Linked DNA regions of Mus musculus: region 1 is linked to region 2. Evidence: chromatin contacts called from ENCODE POLR2A ChIA-PET data. All regions are on one chromosome and are shown on one strand. The core of a region is the stretch at or near the end of the contact, and the rest is flanking DNA. Distances in the headings are between cores, read along the strand shown.

Region 1 (2,700 bases), core at 72-2,571, 54 kb before region 2:
AAAAGCGCACTGATTGCGGCTTCCAAAGGTCCTGAGTTCAAATCCCAGCAACCACATCGTTGCTCACAACCATCCATAACAAGATGTGACCCCCTCTTCTGGGGTGTCTGAAAACAGCTACAGTGTACTCACATATAATAAATCTTTAAAAAACAAACGGGCTGGAGAGATGGCTCAGCAGTTAAGGTCCTGAGTTCAAATCCCAGCAACCACATGGTGGCTCACAACCATCTGCAATGAAATCTGATGCCCTCTTCTGGGGTGTCTGAAGACTGCTACAGTGTACTTACATACAAACAAACCCTGCCTCAAGCTGACAAGATACCTCAGCAGGTGAAAGTGCCTGCTGTCCAGCCTAAGGAAATGTCTTTAGACTGCCACTCAGAGCTAAGGTGTGTACAATTTAAACACACACACACACACACACACACACACACACACACAACCCTAGGCCTGTGCTGCTGGGCACATAAGGCTGCAATCCCGGCACCCATGAGACTGGGGCACAAAGACCAGTCTGGGCCACTTTATGAGATTCTCCAAAGCACAAAAAAGGCCCCCTAACCGCCTCCCCTGTTCGTGTTCCACCCCTCCTGGAAAACGGAGCTGGGAGCTTACCTCTCAGGCAAGGTCCGGTGGGAATTGGGCCTGGTTTCGGGGAGAAGAGAGAGAGAGAGAGAGAGAGAGAGAGAGAGAGATGTCAAGAGTTGGCCATGTGAGTGGAAAGGCCGGCCCCCGAATTTCTGAAGGAGTGATGGTGATGATGGTGATAAAGCATGAAGCCAGATGCTCAATCCCCTGAGGAGAGCAATCCAGAAGCTTCACTGAAGGAGACTGAGGTCTGACTCCCTCCCGCAAGGTGCAATTCCGAAATTGAATAGCAGGGGACCAGGAAGCGACCGCAGAGCCCAGGGGGGACCGCCCCTTCATCGGGGGTGAGCGCTGCGCGACCTCGGGGGCCGACCTGAGGGAATCAGTGATGTCGCAAGCAGCCCCCCTCGGCCTAGTCCCCAGCTTGCAGCTCACAAAACAAAATGAAGCGGCAGGTGACAGGAGACCTACCTGTGGCCATCTTCCCTCTGGGCCTGGGTCTGGATGGTGGGCGCCATCGCGACCAGGCGACGGCGGCGCGGTAGGCGTCCTCGCTGGCCGCAGGCGGACGCTGAGTGGCGTACCGACTTTGAGAGACGCCGGATCCAAGGACAGGCTCCCGTAGACGCCGGGCTCCGCGGGGAAAGGGGATGAAGTGGGCCGACGAGAAGGGCTCGGGTGTGACTGAAGTAAGAGCACAGACAGCGTCGGACACAGACTTGCAGCTCCCGCTCCGACTGCTACCAAGACGCAGAAGACTAGACAGGTCGCTCCTGGCCGCAAGGCCTTCAGGGAAATAGAGTTTGGTCAGTCCTTCACAGTGATTGGCGAGCTGTGGGTGAAGGGGCGGAGCCGTGGGGGAACTCCTCTTATGATTGGCGAAAAGATATTCCACTCATGGCCTCGGATTTGGGAGGGCGGAGAAAAATGCATATCCTCTTCTCCCATTGGCTAATCTGTCGGTAAGGCATGGCTAACTAGGAGGTCAGCCAACTGAAAAAGCTGAGGAGCTACCGGAGCAGACGCATTTATGACGCATTTCCGGCGTTCTAGCGGAGGAAAATGGCTGCGCCCCAGCCACAGGCTGCAGCGGTTTCCTCTGCGTCTGGTGTGTCAGGCCCGGGTTCTGCCGGGGGTCCGGGTCCCCAGCAACAGCCACAACCGACCCAGTTGGTGGGTTCTGCCCAGAGCGGGCTCCTGCAGCAGCAGCAGCAGGACTTCGATCCTGTGCAGCGCTACAAGATGCTCATCCCGCAACTGAAGGAGAGTCTCCAGGTGATGGGCCCTGCGCGGGGAGCAAGAGGGGCTGGCTGGCGGGCGGGCGGGCTCCGGGGACGAGCGCCGAGGGGCTGTTTGTTGAAGGAGAGATCGTAGGTCGGGAAGAGAAGACAGACTAGCTGTGTTGTGTTTGTGTCTAACCAAAGTGAAGCTCCGGTCAGCTGTAGTGGTGGCGCGTTCTTAATCCCCGTGCTGGGACAGCAGAGGGGGACGGATCTGAGCTCGAGGCCAGTCTGGTCTATAGAGTTCCAGGCCGACCAGGGTCTACATAGTGAAACCCTGTGGAGAGAAAGGAGATGAGGATGAATGACAATTTTTGTTTGTTTGTTTTTTTTTGTTTTTCGAGACAGGGTTTCTTTGTATAGCCCTGGCTGTCCTGGAACTCACTCTGTAGACCAGGCTGGCCTCGAACTCAGAAATCCGCCTGCCTGTGCCTCCCAAGTGCTGAGATTAAAGGCGTGCGCTACCATGCCCAGCATGAATGACAATTTTAACTGTGTATGGTAGTGCAAGCCTTTAATTCCTGCCTTCTGGAGGCAAAGGAAGGTAAATCTTTTGAGTTCCAAGACAGCCTTGGCTACACAGAGAAACCCTGTCCCAAAAAACTAGATGGAAGTGGGGGAGGCAGGAGGAGAAGAGTAAAAAGAGAAACCGTTCTGGTTAAGTTCCGTGCAGAAGTACGGCCTAAGTGTCATTTCAGTCCATGATGACTAGATAAAGGGTATGTCCAGGAAGCTATTAGTGGTAATTCCAAACGAGAGCAGGTTACTGAAAAATTACAGGGAGATTGGGGGCTAGAGAGTTGCCTCAGCAGTTAAGAGCACTAACTGC
Region 2 (2,700 bases), core at 171-2,670:
GAAGAAAACTTTTTGGCTATCTTCCTTCTATCATATAGGTTCCAGGGATAGAACTCAGATCGTCAGGTTTCTCAGCAAGATACTTTATCTGATGAGCCATCTAGATTGCTCAAGCATGCTGCTTTTATTAACTTTCTGTCTTGAATTTTTTTTTGTGTGTGGGGGGTTCGAGACAGGGTTTCTCTGTGCAGTTCTGGCTGTCCTGGAACTCACTCTGTAGACCAGGCTGGCCTCGAACTCAGAAATCCGCCTGCCTCTGCCTTCCCAGTGCTGGGATTAAAGGCGTGCGCCACCACCGCCCGGCTTGTCTTGAATTTTTATGTCTGTGGATATTCAATGTCAGCCGAGGCCTGAAGAGGGCGAGCATTAGCTCCCCTGAGACTGGAGTGAAAGCGGGTTGTGAGCTGCTGGAAATTGACCACAGCTCCACAGCAGCCAGCGTTCTTTGGCGGTTGAGCCAACTCTCCAGTTTAGGTTTTATTGTTTTGTTTTGGTTACAGTGTTTCACTGTGTAACCTTGGCTGTCCGGAATTAAATAAATGTGATGGTTTTGTGCATAACTCCTGGCTCGCCTGTCCACCTTCAGTTCTTCTTCTTCTTCTTCCTCTTCTTCTTTTTTTTTTTAAGATTTATTTATTTATTTATTATATGTAAGTACACAGTAGCTGTCCTCAGATACTCCAGAAGAGGGCATCAGATTTCGTCATGGATGGTTGTGAGTCACCATGTGGATGCTGGGATTTGAACTCAGGACCTTCGGAAGAGCAGTAGGCGCTTTTAACCACTGAGCCATCTCACCAGCTCCCGCCTTCAGTCTTAAATCCGTATTAAAGTGTCTTTCATTGTAAGCATGGTGGCACACGCCTTTAATTTCAGTACCAGGGAGGCAGAGGCAGACATGGGCTTATCTTTGTGAGTCTGAGATTTAGCCAGGCTACAAAGTAAGGCCTTATCACACAAACAAACAAACAAACAAACCAGATCATTAATAACACAATACTGTGCCGCGCTAAACTAACAAGTTTTGAGATTGTTTTGAGCATCGCCAGGAATTCGGATTTAACCTGAGTCTAGGTCCCTAAAAATCTAGGGGAACTCCTCAGAATGCCGAGGGTGGCGGTGTGAAGCCGAATCTCTGTCCCGTCACCTCTGACACCTCCGAGGGAAGTTTAGAGGACGGACGAGCCAACAGTTCACCCGATTCAGCTCTGGGTTAGGAGAAGCCGATTACTTTTCGACCTTCTCAAGATGGCGGCCGTACAGTCCGCGTAAACCACTTTGGCCACTCCGGAGATGGCGGCTCCAAGAGGCCGCCCTCAGAGCAGGCCCCTAAAGTCTCGCGTTAGGTGAGACTGACGCGCCAGTTCTCGCGAGAGAGCGCTCAGGCCAGCTAGGCGTTGTGTGATCCGCAGCTGGCGCGGAAGCTTCAGGTGGCAAGCGATCGGTGAGCGGGCGTGGGACGGCAGGCAGGGGCCGGAGCGGGGGTCGGGGCTGGCGGAGGTTCAGGACGTGTGCCGGCCGCAGCCAGGGCCGGGTGTGCTAGCTGCCATAGCCCGAACAACGCGGGTTCGCGACCGCCTGAACCAGGCTGCCGGAAGTGCGCCTGGGGATTTTCTCCCCCGGTTTACCTTGCGGGGAAACTGAGGCTTGGGGGTGGCGCTTTTGGTTCCGCGACGCCCTGAGGCCGCGGTCTTCCTCTGCAGCTGCGGAAGATGTCGGACAGCGAAGACAGCAACTTCTCCGAGGAGGAGGACAGCGAGCGCAGCAGCGAGGCGGAGGAGGCCGAGGTCGGTGCCTGGGATTCTTAGGGGAGACGTTGCGCCTGGGGACAGGGACAGGGGCAGGGCAGAGAGGGCCCTGGGGGAGCCGGGGACTCGGAACGGCTGGGGGGGAGGGTGGTTCCAGATTGTCGGGAGAGATGGACGAGTGTGCAAGTCAGCGTGGAGCGCAGGGGCAGCGTCCAGAAGGTGGGGGTGCGCCAGGTCCACGGTTGGCTTTCATCTGATTTGTTTCTTTCGGTTTACTTTTTATCACTTGCGATGCTAGGATTGAGTTCAGGGCCCTGCTAGGTGGACAGCCCCAGCTCTTAGGATTCTTTCGTGTTTGTGTTTTTAGGTATCCCCAGTTGTTCCAGAAGTGTGTATGTATTGCCTACTGTGTGCCAGCCTGTACAAGTCTTTGTCCTTGGGCTCCTGCTAACAGATTTTAAAATGTAAATCGACAACTGATGGGTGAATGTGAATTTGCTACTGTGAATAAATATAGCCAGTAAATATGAGAGACTCCCAGGTTCAGCATCCTAGTGTGAAAATCCAGATGATTTTGTAACTTTTCTAGTCTTCTGTCGATGCTACGAATGGAAAATTCCACATATGACAGGTCAAAGTCAACACTAGTGCACTAAAAATACTGTGTTAAATGACTGTGCACAGTATATATGAAAGATATATGAATTTCATGTATTGTCCCGTTCCAAGGTACCTTATTGTGTATGTGCAAATAATCCAAAAATCCTCCAAGATCTGAAATATGTATACTTTGGATTTTATTTGTTTTGTTTTGTTTTCTTTTCTTTTTTTCTTTTTTGGTTTTTCGAGACAGGGTTTCTCTGTGTAGCCCTGGCTGTCCTGGAACTCACTCTGTAGATCAGGCTGGCCTTGAACTCAGATCTGCTTGCCTCTGCCTCCTGAGAGCTGCCTT

Evidence for each region. ChIA-PET counts read pairs that join two places held with the same protein, here RNA polymerase II (POLR2A).
Region 1: POLR2A ChIA-PET joins it to region 2 with 50 read pairs in embryonic stem cell. The contact joins the promoter of Paf1 here to the promoter of Supt5 in region 2. POLR2A ChIA-PET finds 5 or more read pairs at or near these places in 4 of 5 experiments (Patski and embryonic stem cell).

Annotation. Positions count from the first base shown.
Region 1 is chr7:28,391,617-28,394,316 of GRCm38, reverse strand. It overlaps Paf1 (Paf1, RNA polymerase II complex component), which reads right to left and starts at 1,321. Exons shown (of 14, transcript NM_019458.3): 1 at 1,063-1,321; 2 at 619-648. The coding sequence starts at 1,109. Med29 (mediator complex subunit 29) reads left to right here and starts at 1,627. Exons shown (of 4, transcript NM_026042.3): 1 at 1,627-1,866. The coding sequence starts at 1,654.
Region 2 is chr7:28,337,439-28,340,138 of GRCm38, reverse strand. Supt5 (suppressor of Ty 5, DSIF elongation factor subunit) reads left to right here and starts at 1,420. Exons shown (of 30, transcript NM_013676.1): 1 at 1,420-1,444; 2 at 1,704-1,787. The coding sequence starts at 1,713.